Linked DNA regions of Homo sapiens: region 2 is linked to region 1. Evidence: chromatin contacts called from ENCODE Hi-C data. All regions are on one chromosome and are shown on one strand. Each heading gives the region's core, a stretch centred on a gene start or an enhancer-like site at or near the end of the contact. The rest is flanking DNA. Distances are from core to core; before and after follow the strand shown. Region 1 holds the start of EYA4 (EYA transcriptional coactivator and phosphatase 4). Region 2 overlaps EYA4 (EYA transcriptional coactivator and phosphatase 4).

Region 1 (6,871 bases), core at 3,395-5,894:
AAAATAGAAAAAGAAATTACATGTAAGTTGTTAGAATATGAAAATAGCATATGTTGGTAGGAATTCAAAGTGAGGCAAAAATATAATGCAACCGAAGAAAATAAATTCGGACTCATTCTAATATGTTAATGAGACCACACCTGGAACAATGCATTCAATGTGGGATACCTCTAACAAAAATGAACATCTAGGAAATTGGAAATAGTTCAGAGACAAGCAATAAGAATGATTATGGGTTTGTAAAGACTGAACTGCCACAAGATTAAAAGGCCTTCTATTTGTTTAACGTGGCTAACATGACTTAAAAGTGAGCATGATATCTGTTTATAAACATCTGAGGGCTGAGTGTAAGCATGGAAGAAGGAGTAGAGTTGCCTAATATGCTACTAAAATGATTCAACTGGAGAGAATTTTCAAGAGAAAATCTAAAAGTAAATATAATGAAGCTGTCTCCCAGAAAATGTGCATTTCCTTTCTTTCAGAGGCCCTGCCAAGAATGAGGAAATTTAGCAGGTCCCCTGAAGATTTGATTTCTTCACTTTCACAAACTAGTAGAAACCTTTTTAAGCTTGATCTGTCTGCACAAAATTACTCAGAAAGTGTGTTTATTTATAGATTTTAGAAAACCGGCAGCATAGGACTCTAGATTCTTGGGCAATCATATTTTATCTTCATTTATTCCTGTGGTCTGTCATCAGCAGAGAGGTAGATTAAAAGACTGTTCAACCTTGTTCACATTAAGGTTGGTCTTTAAAACTCCATACTTCCAAAGCTCAAATAGTTTGGCTTAGAATTTACTAAGAAACAACTGAATTATTGTATTTTTGAAAAATTGTGTATATTTCCAGCTAGAGTTCATAGATATACCAAAAGTTGCTCAAGAGATTTACTTTGGGATTATTTCTACAAGCATCCAGTTCTCTGCATTCTTTTTCAATAAATGTAGTGTCTTATAGCATTTTTTAGCCTAAAATCTGTTCTTACTAAAGTGAGGGCCTGGTTTTTCCCTTAAGGTTGCTTTTAAATGAAATTAAAACAAAAATTATGTTTTGGATTATGAGCTCCTAGAGCGCTTTGTTTAATTTGACTTATACAAAATCTAATGCCAAGACAGTGCCATGCACGTTTGAAAAATAAACAAATAGTAAATGGTAACTGCAGAGGCATCCCATTCCAGAGGAGTTGGTTAAGGGAATTGCTAATAAGTGAATCTTATATTTCCACTGATTTACCCTATAAAGTCTTATATTTTTTATCTCCCCACTCCTCCCAAAACACATCCCTTTTCAGACTGAGTTGAACATGTACAAATATTCTGAGAGCCTGACTCATGTCATGCAGGGCCCACTGGTGTTTTTGAATCACTTCAAGAATCTGGCAGCAGGTCTCTGACTTCAATTTCCCCCATGTGTCTTTCTAGGCCCTTTGCGTTTCTCCCACTGTTCTACTTTCCCTCTCTTCTTCATTGTCTGTACTGTATTGCACTACTGGGCTAATAGATGCTAGGGAAGGGTAATGAGTAACCGGTACAATATTTCAGGAAAGTGATTTGCTTTTTAATTGTGCATTTATGAATTGTTTGCATTTTACCACAAATAAGATAGTAAGTAAAACAATAAATAATACATGAATTTTAAAAAGACGCCTCAACTTCAGAGACTTCAAGTATATTTTAGACAAGAAAAGCAATAATTAAATAAGCACAGAATTTAAAAAGTAATACCTCAAAGTAAATTGGACACAACATTTTGTTCCGGTTATGAAAAGGGGAGGCTTGAAAATATCTCTTGGTGAGCCTGAGGGACATATGGAATGTAATTCTTTAAACCAATGTTTCTCAAACTGTATGTGAGATAATTTTAGGTGGTACATGAGAAATAACTTTTATTTCTACAATATAGGTTCCTTTGCAAGATCATCTTCTATTCATGGCGGGTTTTATTAGTTTTCCATTTATGGTGACTATAAAAAATGTCCTTTATCAGATAAACTTATTTAATAAAAATAGATTATTTAAAGATACATATTAAGTCAATAATATAGGCGATATGGCTATAATTATAAAAGTGATATTCAATGTAAATGCTGGAAATAAGGCCTCATTTAAGCAAACAATACATTTTTGCCTTTATAACCCTAAAATTCTGTTTCCTATGTTAAACTTATTTCAAATGTGTACTGAAAATTGACGTTTTATCTGACACCTAGTGGTGTCCATGTTAATATATGTATATTTAAGACAACTATTAGAAGGTAGTAATATGAAGTCAAATAACTAATATATTATCCTGGATTTTAAAAATAATTTCTGTACATGTATTCTTATCTAGATGTACAAAAAACTATGCAGGAGCAAAGTGACCTTGAAAGCAAGGTCAGTGTAACTGAAAAATCTGACTTTAGAAGGGTACAAAGAAACATGCTAAGAAAACCCACCCTATATTTATGTTAACAATATGCTAAAGTATGAATTTTTATTTTATTCAAATCATACATCTCCCACCTTTATTTGTAGGTGAAACTAGCACATAATGTTTTATGCCAAAATGAAATTCAAAATGTTGTTGCCTTTTGAGGACAGTATTAAATTCATCATTGTACTTAATCCTTACATGATATTTGCTATAGCCACAGAACATTCTTAGACACTATGATTCACAAAACATTTAAATTGCATATTTGGCTTGTAATATATTACATATTTAAAAGAATTACTATTTTTCTGAATACCATTAATACTAATAATAGCATCACAGTGACTAAGAGTGGACTTAAATAAAGGCTGGCTTGAAACTCAGGTCTGCCATTTATTAGCAAGCTTCTAAAAATTCTGAGCCCTTAGTTTTCTCACATGTGAAATGGAGAAAATAAATCTGCAAAATTAATTAAATCTGTCCATTCATATTTTTCTCTCCAGTGTATATTAACTGGCATTCCTCGTTAGGCCAGAATGTGCTCTCAACCATGCTCCAAATCCGCTTTGTGCCAACCCCACTGCCAGAACCCTTTCTACCTTGAGAACCAGAAAAGGAAACATTATGCCTGGCAATGCCTACACCCTCCAAAATAAATCTGCAGGAAAGAACACCCAGTAAGTGATGAGAGCAGCAACGACTGCCTTTATCATTTTAAATTTACAACACCACCTTTTCTAGAGCCTCTTAAGCATTGTAGATAATTCCCCACTCATTAAAAAATAAATTGTAACCATAAGTATTCAGGGTTGATACTGCTTTTGAATTAGACAGTGCTCATATCAGTTGCATAAGACCAACCTAAAGTAGAGGATGAAATCTTTTTTCTGAACCTTTTTCAGAACGTAACTTAGTGAATATATTAAAACTAAACTTTCTTTGAATGGGAGTAATTTCTACGGATTAATCTGTAATCTCTTAGACCACACCTAAGGTAATGTAGAGGTTGTTGTATCATAGGCTTTGTGATTAGAGACCACTGGATTTGTCTTTGGAAAAGTCACTCATGATTCTTTGGGCTTTGGTTTCCTCATCTTTTATACCGGCTTAATAATGACCACCGTAGAGTTGTCATGGAAGTTAAATGAACTCATGTACCATAAGTGACCAATACAATGATTGACACTCAGTGATTTATCAATAAATTAAAACATTTATTATCAATATGACAGAGAAGGTGCCGCTAAAATAGACAATAGGTTTTTGGAAGAGGTGATTAAATGGATGCAAAATTTATGGATTGTTTATTCCGTCTACCTTTGCTGTGTCCCCTGGTTGTGGCATACACACGTGTGGGTATAAAATCGTAAATCCTATGTAGTCGCGTAGTGCATGCGCAGAAGGCTTAGACACGAAATGTCATTTCAGCAATGTGCCTAGAGAAGCTCTGACGCCGCCTTGGAAGTAAGTCGTTGCTGCCTGACCTTTGGGCGTCTGGGACGGATGCCTATACCTGCACCCAGCAGCACTGGAAGGGGCCCAGGCCCTTCGCAGCACAGCCTATCCCCAGACCGCTTAGTCCTTCATAACATATATCTCCACGGAAAAGGGTATTTCCTCCCGTCAGAAAAAGCGCCCCAGTCTGGTCTGGGTTGGTTTTTATTTCACGTTGTTGCAAGTAGGCGAAGTCCCTTCTGTCTCCTCCCTTGGGGTAAGTGGAAAGGAGTCCGGCAGGGGGCCCGCAGTGGCCTGCACAGGGGAACTGGGTAGCGAGAGAGTTCCAGGCAATTCCGGGGGCTGCCCCACAGAAGCAGGTGGGGATCGACAGTGGCTCTCCGGCCCAGGGAGGAGAGCGCGGTCGCGGGTCCCTCCCCTCAGCCTGGAGGCTGCAGCCGCTCGAGTCGGCCCGGGTGGGGGCGGGGTGGGGGCGGCGCGGAGGGCACGGAGATTACGGCGGCGCCACCCGGGACATCCAGGGCCCCGAGGCCCTGGGCGGTCCCCACGCGAGATCGCAAACCATGACAATAGGCAGTCACCCGAGGTCAAATAAAAACGGAGTGGGTCCCCCGCGCGCCGCCGCCCCCCGCGTCCCTGGCGGCCTCCCCCGAGGCCCCCGGCGGCCTCACGAGCCCGCAGTAGCCGGTGGCGACGTCGCCCCCGCCCCACCTCCCTGCGCAAGTGCGAGGCTGCCGGCAGCGCGGCGCACGCTCCGGCCGTTCCCGGCTTCCGCGCAAAACTTCCATCCTGTCCACGTGAAGTTGTCGCTGCCTTAGAGAGGGGGAAAGAGCTGCGGGAAAAGCCGGGGAGTGACGACTGCGGCGGCTGGGCGCGCTCTCTCATTTTCTTTTCTTCTCCTTTCCCCCCTGTCGCAGTCCGGAGTTTTGGCTCCTCTCCTTTCCTCCTCCCCCTCGGAGCCGGCTTCTCCCTCCGCCCCGCTTCTCCCCCGCTTGTGTACGCTATTTGTTGTGGGGTGGCCGAAGGGGATGTCCTGTTTTCACCAGAGGCACAGCGCGAAGGGGAAACTTCGACACTGGAAGGAACGAGAATAAATACTTAATTACGGACGCACTGAACCGCGGCTGGGACAGACACTTCGGGAACCCGAGGCGGACCGGGCGACGAGGTGAGTGACCCCTTCTTCCAACCCCCGCCCCAGGGCTCCCGGGGGAGCCTGAGTTGAGAGAACCCCCAAACTTTCCGGGAAAGTGCGCGAGGCTCCGCCGGGGACGCCGAGCGCTGGGTACTGAGGACGCGCAGCTGGACGGTGCGTGGGCGCCTGCGTCCCCGGGGGGCGCTTGGAGGCCGGGTGCCCCACGCCTGAGGGCCCGGGCCGCTCGGACCGCAGCGGTGCTCTCTGCCCTAGAAGACGTCCCCAAGCCCCAAGGGTCCCTTCCGAGCCTGCCTGTCCCTTCCGGGGTCGGCGCGGAGCCTGCGCGTAACGGAGTTCATCCAGCAGTCCAGCGCGCGGCTTCTACCTGCACCCCGCCTCCACCTGGCAGAGGCGCGAGCATCGGGGTCTCCCCCACATCTTTCTTATGACGTGTATTACTTTCTGATGACCCCCTAGATGGTCCAGGCGCGAGGATGCTGACCCAGAGTCCTTCGGAGGGTCACAGGCGCCTGGGCTTTCCCGGTGCCGGGTGCGTGTGTACTTTAAAGGCTCGCGTTCTAATCTCCAGGCACTGATCGGGCTTTTCAACTGCGGCGATCCCACTTTAATAGTTTTTATGTGGCGTGGACTGAATGTCTCCTGCAGTTTGCCAGGGTCGGTGAAATTAGAGGCGCCTTGTCAGAGCAGTCGCGTTCATTGGCTCGAGTAGCGGGTGCCATGGAAGGCTTATAACTTCTCCAAAGGAAGGGACCTGGCTGGGTAGAGCAGGTTTTTCTCTCCTTCCAAGCCTGCTGGGTCTGGGGAGGCAGTGGAACTTGAAATGGCTCGGATTTTTAGCGTGGTGAAGCGAGGTTTGGAAGTAGACGTGTGTGTGCTTGTTTTATTCTGCGCCGCACAGCAACCCGAACTTTCGTTTGGTAGCACTTGAAAGAGTTTTCTCCCTTTGTTTGCGAGATTCTGAACAGCTCGGAGCGATTAGGGAATTTGCGGACCGAGTCCGGTGGCAGAGCTGGGGCGAAAGCAGAGAGCGCAATTTAATTTTTGTCATCTCTTCCCTGCTTGGGAGGATAGTGTTTCCCTTCACCACCACCCCTCTTTCTCCTTCCTATGAAGACAACGGATTTGCGCCTGGGGTGAGAGTGTGTGCGGGAGAGTGGTGTGGAGACTGTCCTCTCTCACCGCGTCTCCTGCGCCTCTCCCCGCCATCCCGAGCGGGCCTAGAGAGTCATTCATGAATCTTAACCTGAGGGCAGGGGAGGAAGGTGCAGGTCCCTCTGCCCTTTCTGCCAAGGTGCAGAATAGCGCCCGGGCGTGTGTTTTGGTTCCAGAGCAGTTCCACGTGGAGCAACTTCGTGTGTGTGTGTGTGTGTGTGTGTGTGTGTTGTGTACTTGATCTGTGAGGAGGTAACAGGACTCTGGTGTTCAAACCCAGTGGGCCGTTGGCCATTAGTTTGCTTTCCTGGCTGTCATTACAGACACTTCCAAAATCTGATACCTAAGAGAACCAACAGGTTAGGTTTCACATTAAGGGCTCATACTTAACAGTTTTCTTTCTCCCTTACCCCTTTTGGCTTGGCACCCTGGGATCAACGTAATTGTTGGAGCGAAATACACCTCCTGGAATATGGCATTTTGTTCCTCTTCTCATCTGTGGCCACTTTGTGAACCCTCGGGTGTTTGTCAGTTTCAGTGCGGGCTCCTGCGGGATTTAGGTGGGAGTCTTAGGAGCGTTTAACAACCGCGGGCTCCCCATCAGCAGCTTCTGAAGTTTCACTTACACGTAGGTGACTGACAGGATTGAAAGTTGACGATGGTTTTTTTGTTTGTTGCGTTGTTTTTGTTTTTA
Region 2 (6,458 bases), core at 1,341-3,840, 190 kb after region 1:
TTGTTTTGTTTTCATGATCATCAATTAAATGTTTCAAAGTTAGTCAGTGATTTCTAACTGGGCTCTGATGAAGGGGCTTTGAGTGACCAGTTGTATGAACTTAGTCAACTTGTCAAGTCTCTTTGACTTCTCATCCATTGAAAGGGAAAAAAAGAAAGCTGTTTTTATCCTATGGAGTTGGTGGATTTCAGAAATATTTTTCTTCAGTTTTCTTTTATTTTATTTATAATTTCAACTTTTAGAATCACAAGTTACATGTGCAGGTTTGTTATATGAGTAGATTGTGTGATGCTGAGGTTTAGGGTGTGAATGATCCCATCACCCAGATTGTGAACACAGCACCCAACAGTTAGTTTTCAACCCTTGCCCCTCCCTCCTTCCCACCTCGATTAGTCCCTAGTGTCTATTGTTCCCATCTTTATGTCCATGAGTACTCAATGTTTAGCTCCCACTTGTAAGTGAGAACATGCGGTATTTGGTTTTCTGTTCCTGCAGTAAATTCACTTAGGATAATGACCTCCAGCTGGTACATACATACCATGGAATACTATGCAGCCAAAACATAATGGAATCATGTCCTTTTCAGAAATATTTTAAAGAAGAGAATATTGTTTATATTTTAGGTGTGTGTGTTTAGGAGATATTTTAAATGTTATACTCCATCAAGTCTTCAATACATTTGGGGGAAACAGAAAATAAACTAATTTTACTTTCTACCTCATTGTTTGGTCTTAGGCTAAAATCCATGTTTTACGGAGAATTCAAGAAATTTTTAAACTTCAGGTAGAACTGTGTTTTTTACAAATGTATAGAAAGCATAGTGCCTAATGCATGGTAGAAACTCATTAAATGATTATTAAATTGTTCTACTTTTCATATTTAAGGATGAAAAATATTAGAGATTCTCCATCAATCAGATTATAAAATTCTTTATACTGGAGAAATTTCTTATACCATATTTTTTATTTGTCAGAGAATTGATTCTAAAAAACAATAAAACTATGCCACAAAAAAAACTAGTAATATTGAGTAGTGCAGCAAAACCTGGGTAACTAAGTCTAACTAGGTAGGTTAATTGAAGTTACTGGAAAATTTATTCATACATTCAACAAGTGTTCATTGAGCACTTATTATGTGACAGGCCTTGTGCTAGGCTTCTTGCTCTCATAGAGTATACATTCTAGAGGGAGAGCCAATTAAATAAATTAATATACAATATGTCAGGGAGATAATTGCCTTGAAGAAGAATAAAATGAGATAATGGGATAGTAGGCAATTAGTACAAATGTTTTCATTTTGTATGAGGAGAGCAGGAAGGGAATCTCTGAACAGGGGATGTTTGAGCTGAGACACAGGACATGAAGAATGGCTGGGAGAACTGTGTTCCTGGGAAAGGGGAAATCAAGTGCAGAGGTCCTCACCTGGGAACACATTGGGTGTGTTTGACAAACAGCAGGTTAGACTGGGGAGATGGGATGTAGGGAATTGGGGCTCTGTGAGTGAGGGGAATCACCTAGGAGATGAGGTCAAGAAATGGGGCATCAGTGTGCCATATAAGGAAGCAAGGCCTTAGAGACTGTGGGAGGAATTTGGGAACTACTCTAAGAGACATGAGAAGGCATTAGAGGGTTTAGAGCAGAGGACTGATTGCATTGAGCTGGTTATCACTCTAACTGCCTTGGGGAGAATAGGCTGTTCTAGGGCAAGTGTGGCTTGGGGAGATAAAGTTCAAACAAATGTAACTTTTTGTTTCCTTGAAATATTTAATAAAGTAAAGCTACCTATTCAGGGAGTTTGTGCAAGTAATAGCACTGTCAGATCTACTACAATAAATAGGTGATAATGGTTTGTAATTAGCAAAGTAACTATTCATATAGAAATCATTCAGTTGATGCTAGTTGACTAATCACTCCTCATGCAATCTTACTCTTGTATTTGATGAACTTTGTTTTGAAGCCAGTGCAATATGAAGTGCACCATCCCTCCTCAGCAGGGACAAATTACCAGATTATTGAGATCAGTCTCCTTAAAATTAATGTTATTATAACATTCTGTTGTAAAGAAAGAATTATATGGCAGGTATTTTTGTCAAGCTTTTAGGAACTGTTGGAGTGCTTTAAATTTATAACATTGTGTGTTCCCCTTAAATGTTCATGGTTGGAACACATCTAATTTTATGCAATATTTAAAAACTTTTTTGGCAGTGAGATTCATAGGGCAGAAGTTACAGAATGATTTCATTTTGGAAAATAAGTGAAAAGTAAAGATAACACATGAGCCCAATAAAATAGTCCATTTTCTTGATTTTTTTTTTTTTTTGCCAATATCTTTTTCATGAGGGCAGACCATGGTGCATTATTCCACCCCCGCCCCCAGCATTTGCAAACCACCAGTCATTTCCTTAGGGACCTTAACAAACGGAAGCATTGAATTCTCTTCAGTCAGTGGTGCCTCCCACCTGGGAAAAAGACAGCTCTGTAATTGAATCCCAGCATATGCATTGTCATCCCTCCTGCCTGCTCTCCTGGTGCTACAGCAAATTAAAAGATCTCCAAGGGTCAGCCTGCCTCCCAGCTGCCAGCCCCAGTAGACATGAGGGAGCCAGCAAGGACCAGGTGGAGCAGTTTTGAGTTGCACTAAACACACGGCGCAAGGAGATTGGCCATAACTTCCCAATTGAATATTTATGCCAGCCACATTTCTCATCTTGCTCTTTGGCACTGAACACAGGGCTGAGCTCCTGCTGATTTCAGGGCGCTGCATTGTGTTTGGATCAGCTTTGTGAAGTATTACACCAGATGAGAAATGGGCCCAAGTTCCTATCACTAAGACGGCTGGTTGACTTTTTTTTTTTTTTTCATGGAGACTATCATGTTATAGTATCAAAAGCTGGGGCAGTGAGGGAGTTCCCTGACATCTCCTGACACTGCTGTTACATGAATCGTACACAACTTCAACCATTGCTTGCTATGGAGTGGAACTTTAATGGCTCCTATTCAGGGACAGACAAATATACTCTGATTTGTATATTACTGCATGTTCGTCTTTTTTTTTCAAGGTTTTATTTTTGTTTGCTAAGGTCAGGGACTTATCACAGGGCCCTCTCATCACATTTCACATTCTGATCCCTCGTGGCAGGTGCTAACTTCCTTGCTCTCAAACTGAATGGGTTGAGTAACCTCATAAAGATACAGAATGTCTTGGCAGAGAAAGGAAAAGACTACAGAATGCCTGTCTATGGAAGAGTCTCAGTGTTATTTAGTTATTAGTTAGCCCTGTAAACCCGAGAAGATATTTGGAAACCCATCTACACACACCCATTAACTTTTTCTAGGTGGTGGATCACAGACTTAAATTCATGTTCCTGATTCCTAATCCATATTGTTATCTAATAAAAGCACATTCCTTATGTAGATTTTATCATGAAATTTGCTTAAAAAAATCATTCTCTTCAATTGTATTTTTGTATAGCATAATAAACTATAGATCAGTGAACCACTGAACTTCTTGTGAATTGCTGGTTCTAAAATGAAATTCTCAAATGATTAAATTTAAATAATTAGGAGGCAGTGATAATGAGAAGCCAATATAAGTTCTGTAGGCAAAAGACATGCCAGAGTAACCTCATAGTCTTTTGTGACAGCAGTACCAGAAAGGAAGAGCAAAGACATGCATTACACTTAGAACACATAGAATTCAGCCAAGCGCATGCCAGAGGCTCGGATATTTATGAGAAAAAGACAGAAATTAGCTCAATAACTATTCCCGATGAACTGATATAAATCTGGAGGTATACCTCTAGTACCCTCTTTAAGACCTGTCCTTGGCATTGTGCTTTTCAACATGACTACAGGCATGCGCCACCACGCCCAGCTAATTTTTGTATTTTTAGTAGAGAGGGGGTTTCACCATGTTGGCCAGGATGGTCTCCATCTCTTGACCTCATGATCCACCCACCTTGGCCTCCCAAAATGCTGGGATTACAGGCGTGAGCCACTGTGGCTGGCCAACATGTTTATTGTGAGGGCATTGAGGGCATGCTAAGAAAGTTTGTAGGTGAGATAGGAACTTCACTGGGAAAGAGGACATTGAACAGCAGAATCAGAATCTAACAGACAGGCTGAAACAATGGACTCAAGTCCAACAAGATGGCATTTAGGAGAAACACATGAAAAGCTGTTCACTCGGGTCCCAAATGCCAACTGCATGTGTAGTGAGCGACTGGGAGGACACAGGGCTCTCAAGCATCACATGGGACAAAGACTTGAGAATTTCACTGGCTGGGTTTAGGCATGAATTAGGACTGCACAGTGTCTGAGGACAAAGCTAATGTACTCTTCAGTCTACACTGACAAGTGAGAGTTGTAATAGCCTTGCCATATTTTGGACCACAACTGTGTGACTATGGGGACCACTGTTAAAGAAGAATCCTGGAGATCTTATGGAAGAGAATGCTAGGAAAGTAAAAGAGTTTGAGATGGACTGAGTGGACTGAGGGAATTGGAGATGCCCTCCCTGAGAGAGAAAAAGCTCTTGGGCAGGACAGGTCATTGATGTGTGAAAGACTGTTATATGAAAGAAGGTTTAGACTTGACCCATGACAATAAATGAATTTTCTTGGACCAAAGTTTCAGGGAAGCCCCGGATAGAAAACTTTCTGATAGTATAAGTTATCTGAAAATGAAAGGGCTGCCTCTTAAGAAAATGATTTTCTTGACACTACAAGTTTTCAAATAGACAAACCAGGCTGTTTTATTGTCTGTGTTGTAGAAGTGATTGTAGTAATAAAATTTATGAAGGATGCACTGTAGGCCAACCTTTGGATACTTTTTTTTGTGTGATCTTATTTAATTCACACATTAGCCTTCCAGAGGATATTATTATCTCCAATATTGAGACTAAGGTCCCATGACTGGTAAATGAGGCAGAGTTTAAAATTCAGGTTTTAGTTGACAGTAGAGACTCTTAACACTGCTCTCATAGCCTTAAGCACAATATTCCATTTTGCTTTTGAGGACATTTAATGTCCCTTCAGAACTGGAAATCTGATCATTTTAATAGGTTACCACCTTTTTTTTGTACATTATATCAATGCTTTGCTCTTGTTAGTACAACATTGGGAAACCTAGATTTGTTTATCCTGTGAACAGTTTGATCTTTACTGGTAGAGTTTTTTCTTAGAAAAAAACAGTGATATGTTTCTTAGTACAATTGATGGCATTAAATGTTTTGATTGTGGTCTTATGGCTTTACTCCACTACTTGCTAGAGGAAAATAATTTTCTGCTTCATTAATGATGGTTTGAACTGATCTGACAGAAAGTGAATCCTGTGCCATTCAAATAATGCTTGGAAAATCCATTGGATTTTTGTTTATTTCTTTGTTTTCCGATTAAGGGGGACTTTTAAAAACAAAAATTTAGGGAAATGCTTCTGGTTTTCGGAAACATTTATTCACATTTCTTGGGGTTGGAGAGAACTGACATGTTTTAAATTTGTTAGAGTCATAGTGAACAAAGGGGAAGAGTTGCAGGTCTCAAGTCTAGAGCTGTAGGCCCTGGAAAGGAAAAATTGCAAAAGTGTCCAGAGAACAGTGTGTTCATGGCTTTATTTGCTGTTAGTCCGAGGCCTGAGGTCACCCTGGCAGATGGGTCACTTGCACTGCAAGCACTCATGCTGGCCTCAGGGACAGGGATGAGGTCACTGGCACATTTCAAGAACAGCTTCCTTTCTTTATGCATACACCACTTTCCTGGTCCTTGTTAAGGGTCTCCTTCCTCTTGCGGTTCCCATCTCTGCAGCTGACCCCAGTTCTGACTGTGTCTGGGGAAATGGGTTGGTGAGGGCCTCCTTCTGGGACTATCTGTCCACCTGATCAGTGATATAGACACTGTGCCGCGGAGAGGAGCCACATCTCCCAGCCAGCCTGCCAGCAGAGTAATTGGCTCAGGGTTACAAGTTGTGACAAGTGGTTTTTGGATCCTAATCTGAAATATGTCGGTTTAACATGACCTGGCATTGTTACCTGATGTTTTTAAATGCCCGTACTTTTTCCAGAAAGTGGGAACTGATACACAGCAGTGGCATGTCCTACTAATTTTCATAAGATCTAAATTGATCAGGATGCTTTATTACTTTTTTTATTCCACAGTATATTTTTCCTCTTTGACTCTAAAGTGCATGTGCACGCGTGTACACACACACACACAGACACAAACATGTGTGCACACACACACACCCCCCCTCACTCATTTGGGAGATCTAACACTGCACATATAAATATTGAAACTTCCAGGCTGGGCGCGGTGGCTCACACCTGTAATCCAAGCACTTTGGGAGGCTGAGGCAGTTGGATCAGGAGGTCAGGAGTTCGAGACCAGCCTGGCCAACATGGTGAAACCCCGTCTCCACTAAAAATACAAAAATTAGCCAGGCGTGGTGGCACGTGCCTATAATCCC

The links. A loop is a pair of places that touch in the nucleus more often than their neighbours do. Pooled maps may share reads with other maps.
Region 2: a map of gastrocnemius medialis shows a loop between it and region 1 (12-fold over the local background). The contact joins the enhancer-like site here to the promoter of EYA4 in region 1. A Hi-C loop is called at or near these places in 3 of 168 maps with a recorded cell type or tissue (PC-9 and gastrocnemius medialis) and 7 of 50 pooled maps.

The regions. Positions count from the first base shown.
Region 1 is chr6:133,236,713-133,243,583 of GRCh38, forward strand. EYA4 (EYA transcriptional coactivator and phosphatase 4) reads left to right here and starts at 4,645. Exons shown (of 20, transcript NM_004100.5): 1 at 4,645-5,037. It overlaps LOC124901231 (serine/arginine repetitive matrix protein 1-like), which reads right to left. Exons shown (of 3, transcript XM_047419612.1): 2 at 5,507-5,699; 3 at 3,608-4,944. The coding sequence ends at 4,074. RefSeq lists enhancers at 4,988-5,882, 5,883-6,775.
Region 2 is chr6:133,429,646-133,436,103 of GRCh38, forward strand. The region is part of intron 3 of EYA4 (EYA transcriptional coactivator and phosphatase 4); the gene reads left to right. Among named protein-coding and RNA genes, the nearest start is that of EYA4-AS2, 24 kb to the right of the region's middle. Within about 2 kb of position 2,591, at least 3 of the 41 ENCODE cell types and tissues checked have a DNase peak (open chromatin) inside an H3K27ac peak, as active enhancers do; they include gastrocnemius medialis, where a contact is called at or near this core.